Regions from separate parts of the Homo sapiens genome. Here region 2 is linked to region 1. A link is a loop called in an ENCODE intact Hi-C map of the cell type or tissue named here. Cell type or tissue: Calu3. All regions are shown on one strand. Links, peaks and the distances in the headings refer to the core of each region. The heading gives the core; the rest is flanking DNA.

Evidence for each region. Hi-C counts contacts between places; a loop is a spot of excess contacts. Peaks named below come from ENCODE experiments on the same cell type or tissue, not always from the same donor. Only the 100,000 strongest peaks of a DNase experiment are listed, where the experiment ranks them.
Region 2: it touches region 1 in a loop (2.7-fold over the local background); 34 of 110 quality-filtered maps call a loop at or near these places.

What each region holds. Positions count from the first base shown.
Region 1 is chr20:38,336,060-38,340,454 of GRCh38, forward strand. It overlaps BPI (bactericidal permeability increasing protein), which reads left to right. Exons shown (of 15, transcript NM_001725.3): 15 at 1,087-1,446. The coding sequence ends at 1,125. Among named protein-coding and RNA genes, the nearest start is that of LBP, 8.2 kb to the right of the region's middle. In Calu3, for the core only: CTCF peaks have their summits at 1,835 and 2,973 (motif pointing right); DNase peaks (open chromatin) are centred at 1,792 and 2,952.
Region 2 is chr20:38,390,495-38,394,889 of GRCh38, forward strand. No RefSeq gene overlaps it. Among named protein-coding and RNA genes, the nearest start is that of SNORA71B, 33 kb to the right of the region's middle. In Calu3, for the core only: no CTCF peak of the experiment used is centred there; a DNase peak (open chromatin) is centred at 2,007.

The DNA.
Region 1 (4,395 bases), core at 115-4,114:
GACGTCTGGCAGATTTAGACACAGCACAGAAGTCTCCTTCGTGGCTTTCGCCCAGGCTGACTTCCGTCTGCATTTGACACTGATGCGCTTCCTGGGCATGCTTTCTTCTCTTAGTTTCCAGCACTCCCCTAGCTCTTGGTTGTCTACCTGCCACCTCCTCTGCTTGTTCTCCTGCCCCTTCTCTGCAAGCTGGAGATCTCCAGGACCCCTCCCCAGGCCTCTTCTCTTCCCCCGCCATTGGCAAGCCTTCGTCACTCTTGTCAACCTCTTCAGGCTTAGCTGCCACCTGCGTGCCACCCAATGTCCCAGACATGCTTCCAGTCTTTTTATTTTTTCCAAACTCTCAGCTTGTGCATTCGCAGGCTCCCTCAATGTCTCCACCCTGAGGCCTCTTAAACCCAGCATGTCCCCACAAAGCTGTCACCTCCGCAGCGAAACCGTCACCCAGCTTGCATTTCTCACCTTGGTCAAAGGCTTTCCTGATAACTTGTGGCCCTCCTGGGGAGCCTCGCATCACCCAGATCCCTCCCTCTCCCTTTCCCCCAATGTCCAGGCCATCAATCCTCAATTCTTTAGACCAGGGAGCTAATTAATGGGGCTGAGAGACTGTAGAAAAATAACCAAGAGTGCAGAGGAAACACATACCGCATATTCCTCACATTTTACCAAGTTCGTGTTTTAAAAAAAATGACCCATGGCACAATTTAATTTCTTCATTTCTAAAAATCCTGAGTGAAGGACACAAAGAAGCAGAGAGAAGTGGTTTTGCAGCCTTGATTGGAACAAGCACTCCCTTGAGCTGCCATGAGGCAGGGACGACAAATGAAGGCCTCTAAAACAGCCCGGGGGGTCTCCGTGTCTAAGAAGGAGGCAGCTTCCAGGGAAGCTGCTGACAGATTCGCAGATGTTGGCAGCTGTGGATGTGTAGATCCGGGCAGCGAAACACTGAGTGACCCCCACTGGCCCTGCCTTTCTCCTTCCTAAGAGGCAGGCTCCCAAAATGTCCTTCTTAAAACTCCAGTAGCTCCACACTCACAAACAAGGGGTGCATCTTCAACTGGTGACAACATTCTCATCTCTCCCTAGAACTTCCTGCTGTTCGGTGCAGACGTTGTCTATAAATGAAGGCACCAGGGGTGCCGGGGGCTGTCAGCCACACCTGTTCCTGATGGGCTGTGGGGCACCGGCTGCCTTTCCCCAGGGAATCCTCTCCAGATCTTAACCAAGAGCCCCTTGCAAACTTCTTCGACTCAGATTCAGAAATGATCTAAACACGAGGAAACATTATTCATTGGAAAAGTGCATGGTGTGTATTTTAGGGATTATGAGCTTCTTTCAAGGGCTAAGGCTGCAGAGATATTTCCTCCAGGAATCGTGTTTCAATTGTAACCAAGAAATTTCCATTTGTGCTTCATGAAAAAAAACTTCTGGTTTTTTTCATGTGGATTCTGTGTGCTGGTATTGTTTCTTGTTTTATGTTCATTTATTTATTATTCATTGGCTGTAACCAATGTGGCCGGCAGTGCCAGTTTACAGCACAGATACAATCATCTCTTTTTATTTCTATAATTAATCTCTGGAATCCCCACAGCCTCCATTAACAGAAAGTCTCATTGTTCCAAATGTCCTTGTGATTTTCTTAGTCCAAATTCCTAATGTCACACAGAGAGGGTCTGGAGAGTGGGTCAGTCCACTATGCTGTTGTTCTTTCCACTACCACATGGTGTGGCTGTTGACCCGTCATTCTGCACAGCCCATTGTCCTGTGTAGTCACCTGTCCACTAGGACTGTTGCTCCCGTCACTACCACACGGTGTCGCTGTTGAAAAGCTAGCCTGCACAGCCCACCTTCCCTGCCCCACACTTGGGCTCCCCGTTTCATCCATGTTCTCCTGCCCAGCCATTGTCCCCAAAAGCAGAACAATGGGCCAGGTGACAGAGTCCATTGGGGTTTTCTGCTTCAGTCACATCTTTGGGTGCAATTAGCACTTCCCCATGACTCTCCCAGCTCTAGTGTGGAAGCCAGATCACCAACCCAGACTGTCTTTGGAATTCTGGGGAGTTTCCTTGGGGGCTTTGGGCCATTTCCTGCCATGGGACATCAGAGGGGGCTATCTCAGCCCATGAGATGGGGTTTTATGGATTGTACTTCAGATTGATTGAGGAGTCCTGGAAGGCCTTTCTACACTGCTGACATGTGCTCTGAGACCATAAGGATGAGCAACAACACACTGGAGGAGTTCGATGCAGACGGTGGAGTGGGGGACCACATGACCAGATTTAGTTTTTAAAATGTTTTATTGTGACTTCTGAAAGCATCAGAAGGACAAGAGGGCAAGGGATGAGCACAAATTAGGAATGTGTTGTTATTCAAGCTTCAACCAGATTGGTGATGGTAAAATTGAAGAGAAGCATTTGTAGCGAGCAAAAGCAGATAAAAGGTATTTATTTTATTTATAAAGAAAAATGTACACACTTCTGCTGACATCATTGATTCTCTGTCAAATGGAGTTAAAGGCTCTAGGGCCACACAAGAAGGGAGGGCCATTGATCAAACACTCTCAGGAGTCAAGCAAAGGGCATGAATGATCTAATTTAATCCTGATAGCATTCTTCATCCCCCAAGATGGCAATTGCTCAAACTTTTTTGGTTGTTTGTTTTTGAGACAGAGTCTTGCTCTGTCACCCAGGCTGGAGTGCAGTGGCACGATCTCAGCTCACTGCAACCTCTGACTCCCAAGTTCAAGCGATTCTCCTGCCTCAGCCTCCTGAGTAGCTGGGACTACAGGCATGTGCCATCATGCCTGGCTAATTTTTGTATTTTTAGTAGAGATGAGGTTTCATCATGTTGGCCGGGCAGGTCTCAAACTCCTGACCTCAGGTCATCTACCTGCCTGGGTCTCCCAAAGCGCTGGGATTACAGGGGTGAGCCACCGAGCCCAGCTGTTCAAACATTTTAAATTGAGTTACCCTTCCCTGATCACATAGCCAGCAGGTGGCAGAGTTGGAATTCCCACCTTATCTATTCCCACATGTCAGAGCCCATGCTTTTTTTGCTCCTCCCCGATGTCAAAATGTTGTCTGTTCTGGGGGACTTGGCACGTTTAAAGCAGAACTTCTTTGTTCTGTGGCATAGGTTGTACACTGTAAAACATAGGTTGTACCAGGTTGAGGAAACAAAAGTCTTTCTCTAATTTGTCCACCAGTAGTATGCATCTTTTTCTCCACTAGCCAGGGGCTATGGAGGCCCTGAATAGAACAGAAGAGCAGCTAGCAAGGGCGGAAGGAAGAGAGAGAAGGGAAGCACAGCGTGGGATAGACTGGGAGGCCATGAGGACTGTTAAGGGCTCTAGGTTTTGTTCCAAAAGATAAGGCAAGCCACTGGAGAGTTTTGAGCAGAAGAATGTTACAATCCAATTCACATTTGTAAAAGAGCCCTCTGGCTGCTGGGGAGACTAGCTGGTAGATATGGACACACACCTGCCATCCCCCACCCTCATTCTCTTTGGAGTTAACCCCCTTCTACACCTGCCCTCTACTTTCTGTAACATATAGGCACCCCCTGCTCCACACTCTATAGAAAAAAAAAAAAAAATGCAATTATTAGGTTGGTGCAAAAGTAATTGCGGTTTTTGCCATTACTTTTAATGCAAAAACCGCAATTACTTTTTTTTTTTGGAGACAGAGTCTCGCTCTGTCACCCAGGCTGGAATGCAGTGGTGTGATCTTGGCTCACTGCAACCTCTGCCTCCCGGATTCAAACCGTTCTCCTGCCTCAGCCTCCCAAGTATCTGGGATTACAGTCTCACACCAGTACGCGCGGCTAATATTTTGTGTACATATATTTTTAAATATAGACAGGGTTTCTCCATGTTGGCCAGAGTGGTCTCCAACTCCTGACCTCAAGTGATCCACCCACCTTGGCCTTCCAAAGTGCTGGGATTACAAGTGTGAGCCACTGAATCCAGTCTTGGCCGTTACTTTTAATGCCAAAAAAAATAATTACTTTTCCATCAACCTAAATCTTTCTTGGACCTGAAGATTGGTGCATGAAACACATTGTGCCTGCGAACTTCTCTCTAATGGCTGAGGAAAGGCAGTTGCTTGGGGGTTAGGGTTTGAGCAGCATTCCCCAACACACTCCAAAGGTTCTGCCAAGTTGGCTACAGAACCACTATTTGAGCAGCTTCTCCCTTCAGGCTAAGCATTGTCTGCTGCAGATGACTGCAAATGTGTGTTTGGGGTTTCTTTGGGTGACGTTGAAAATGTTCTAAAATTAAATTCTGGATTGTACACTTTAAATGGGTGAATTTTATGTATATGAAATATATGTCAATAAAGTGGCAAAAGACAATTGAAGAAGAAAAAAAAGAATTGTTCACTCCAAACTGCCTAA
Region 2 (4,395 bases), core at 129-4,128, 54 kb after region 1:
ACATGCCACCACATGGGTGACCCCTGCAAACAGGATGCTAAGTGAAAGATGCCTGGCATGATTTCATTGATACAAAATTCAAAAGAAGGCAAACCTAACGTATAGAAGCAAAAGTTAGACAAGTGGTCAGACTTCAAGGTGGGGTGGGGGATAGTAACTAGAAAAGGATATGAGGAAGCTTCTGGGGTTTTGGTGATGTTCTGCTTCTTGATCCACGTACTGGTTACATTGGTGAGCTCACTTTGAGAACATCTGTCTCTCCATATACTTGTCTGTGTATATGTTATACTTCAAAATAAAAGTATCTATCTGAAGGGTATGTCTGTATTTATGAGACTCCTTATAGTGTCTTTGCTCACGATAAACAAAGCACCATTTTTCAGATTTTTTTCATCCATATATATGAAGATATACATTGTGTACAGCTGCTTATTATGGCATTGCTTGTAATAGCAAAATAATAACAAAACAAAAATGAAAGAAACCTGTATGGTCCTTAATAGGATACTGGTAGTTATATTATGGTATATAGCCATGCAAAGGAATACTATGCAGCCATTAAAAAGAATGAAAGAATGAGGCCCATCTATGTGTGCAGACATAGAAGAATGTGAAGAATTATTAGGTGGAAATAGTAGACTGCAGAACAGTAGGTACAGTATTATCTTCTTTCATGCATGCATGCTTATATGTGTACAGGAAATTGCTAAGAGGTTACCTAAGATAGTGAAACAGAAGTTACCTCTGGAGAATGGAAATGAAGCATTGGTAAGGCTGCAAAATTTTTACTTTCCTTTTTGTGCCATTGTACATTATTTGTATATTTTTAAGCAAGCAAATACTACTCCTTAAAAGTAAATTATCTGGCCAAATGCAGTGGCTCACACCTAGCATTTTGGGAGGCCAGGATGGGATGATTGCTTGAGGCCAGGAGTTTGAGACCATCCTGGGTGGCATAGGGGGACCCCGTCTCTACAAAAAAATAAAATAAAATTTAATTTAATTTAATTTAATTTAAAAATGAATTTTTAAATGTATTAATTTCCTATTGCTGCTGTAACAAATTAGCCACAAACTGCGTAACTTTAAACAACATGAACTTATTATCTTTTAGTTTTGGAGGTCAAGAGGGCTGCATTCCTTCAGGAAGCTCTGGGGGAGAATCTGTTCCCTTCTTTGTTCAGCTGCTAGAGGCTGCTTACATTCGTTGGCCTGCAGCCACTTCCCCCATCTTCAAAACCAGCAGCAGAGCATCTTCTCTCCTCTCTGACCTCTACTTCTGGCCTTACATCTTCTTTAACTCTGATCCTTCTGTTTTTCTCTCATAAGGACCCTTGTGATTGCACTGAGCCCACCCAAATAATGCACGATAATCTCCCCATCTCAAAATCCTTAACTTAATCACACCTGCAAAGTCCGTTCACCACGCGAGGTAACATACTCATAGGTTCAGGGAATTAGGACATGGACATCTTTGGTGAGCCCATTGTTCAACCTGCCACAAATGTATATCAAAGCAATTAAGGCACACATTTTAAAAAATCAAATGTGCAAAAGGGCTTATCATAAGAAGCAGTGGTCTCAGAGGTACCACATTTAATTCCTGAAATGTTTCTGGTTTTAGTTCCTTTGATGGCTAGCTCAAGATCTCAAATAACGTTCCTACATCATTTTTTAAATTTACCAATTTTCTAAAAATTTGCTGAGTACATGAGGACTTAGCTTGTCACCCCATTTTCCTTTCCTCTCTCAAAATACTATGTAACATAATATTTTTTGTTTCTCTATTGGTGTGTTTGTAATTTTAGATAATACATTCACACATATTTCGTGCTCTATCAACTATACCTATATGACTTCCCTTTACTCACTGTGTGACCTTGGTGGGTCTCTCTGAGCCCAAGTTTCCACATCTAAAAAAGTCACAAATGTGCAGTAGTCTCACTAGCTGGCTGTCCACCGAACCATTTCTCTTTCCACCTGGACACATGGTTGAACTACATTTCCCAGCACCCCTTGCAATTAATTGTGGCCCATGTGACTGAGTTCTGACAAATCCATAAACACCACCTGTATGATCCCCCACTACATCTTTCTCTCTCTCTGTCTCTGTCTCTGTCTCTCTCTCTCTCTCTCTCTCTCTCAATCTCTCTCTCTCTCGTCCCCCCTCAGCCAGCTGGATGTCGATATATTGACACCCAAGGTGACTTGGGATAAATGTGTTGAAGATGGCAGAGCCTCCAGCAGCAGTCTAGGTCCCTGAATGATTGTATGGAGCAGAGCTTCTCCCATCCCCAACTGTGGCATGTGGGCTTTGCAAAAGCAGAAATAAACCTGTCAGTCACTGAGATTTGGGGATTTAAACATTAAACACGAGCTAGTGTTGGTTTTAATTGGTACAGAAAGTATAGCAACCCATGAGACTACTGAATTACTTAAACGTATGTAAGTATATTAAGGTTTGTAAGTTGCTTAATCAGTAAATGCTTAACAAATGGAAACTATTATTATTAGTAACACATTCCTTGGACGTCAGGGTTCTCCCCTGCTTCCCCTCCCAGAGACTTTCTAGTTTGCCCTGTTCAGTTAACTCTTCCTTTCCCTCAGCAAGAAAATACGTGCCTATCTAACACCATAAATAATCAAATAATCTCTCCTTGTTCAGAACTCAGCTCCACAATTCAATTGGCAACCGATCATGTGGTATTTTCAACTGCTATTTAAATATTTTGCTATCTAATTTCTCCTAGTTTTATGTCTAACCTCCCTAAGTAGATTATAATTGCCTTGAGGGCAGGAAACAGATATTACATGTCTTTGTATCACCCACGGCTCAATGCAGTACTGAGTCAGGCACTTAATACGTATCTGGTGATTTGATTTGAAGTCTCTTGTCACTTAACCTAGTGATCCAATCTTTTCCCAAGTTATGGGCTGCCCTAGGCTTTTATCATATAGCTCCTTCAATTTATAGCCAGCTGTTAATTATCTCCAGATCTTGCCACTGCGCTTCTGTGCATGCTCAGCTGTCCCCACCTTTCACTTTAATTTCTCCTGTTCAGATCCCAGAGCCGCCCGCAAAGGATATCTCACCCTGTTCTCACTGATGATGGTTCTAAGCTGCCCACTGGGGCTTTGAAAGGTACTTGGAAGGTAAATGAGCCACAGAATGTTAACCCAGGAGGGCGGAAACCCAGGGCAGCAGGAAGTAAGAGAGGACCTTGAGGGTCTCCATTTTGCAGGGTGCTCAAGGGCCAAAGGGAAGGGAGGCCCTGGCAGGTTGAGGTGACCTTTACACTTTAACACTTTGGTGAGTTTCCTTAACACCTTCCCATTTCTGAAGAGCCTGGACGTGGTTGAGGTCTTGCAGAGAACGAGTAGAGAGTGCGGTGGTTTCAACTGAAATAGTCCCTGTCAATCTAACAGTCCAATATTTGTAGTTACTTCTCACTATGGATTCAGTTGTGGTACCCCCAAAAAAGATATGCTGACCAGGTGGGGTGGCTCATACCTGTAATCCCAGCACTTTGGGAGGCCAAGGCAAGTGGATCACTTGAGGTCAGAAGTTTGAGACCAGCCTAGTCAACATAGTGAAACCCCGTCTCTTCTAAAAATATAAAAATTAGCCAGGCGTGGTGGCGGGCATCTGTAGTCCCAGCTACTCAAGAGGCTGAGGCACGAGAATCGCTTAAACCTGGGAGGCGGAGGTTGCAGTGAGCCGAGATCACACCACTGCACTCCAGCCTGGGCGACAGAGCAAGACTCCATCTCAATAAATAAATAATCAAAAAAGATATGCTGAAGCTTTAACCTCCAGGACCTCAAAATGTGATCTTATTTGGAATAGGCTCTTGATAGAGGTAATCAAATTAAAATGAAATCATCAGGATGGGCTCTAATCCAATATGACTTGTGTCCTTATAAAAAGGGAAAATTTGGACACAGATGCAGCTACACGCAGAGGGGAGGTGATGTGAAGACAACTATGTGATGCTGGAGGCAGAGATTGGACTGATGCAGCTGCCATTCCAGGGATGCATGAGGCTGCTGGAAGCTAGGAAGATGCAAGGAAGGATTCCACCCAGAGTCTCAAAGGGAGCATGGCCTGTGGGCACCTTGACTTCTGACTTCTAGCCTTCAGGACTGGGAGACAATCCATTTTTGTTGTTTTAAGTAACCCAGTTTGTGGGGACGGGGAGGTGGTTAAGAAAGGGTCTCACTCTGTCATCTAGCAGGCTGGAGTGCAGTGGTGCAATCACGGCTCACTGCAACCTCAACCTCCTGGATTGAAGTATCCTCCAATCTCAGCCTCCTGAGTAGCTGGGACTACAGGCATGTGCCACCACACCCAGCTAATTTTTTGGTGTTTTGTAGAGATAGCATCTTCCTATGTTG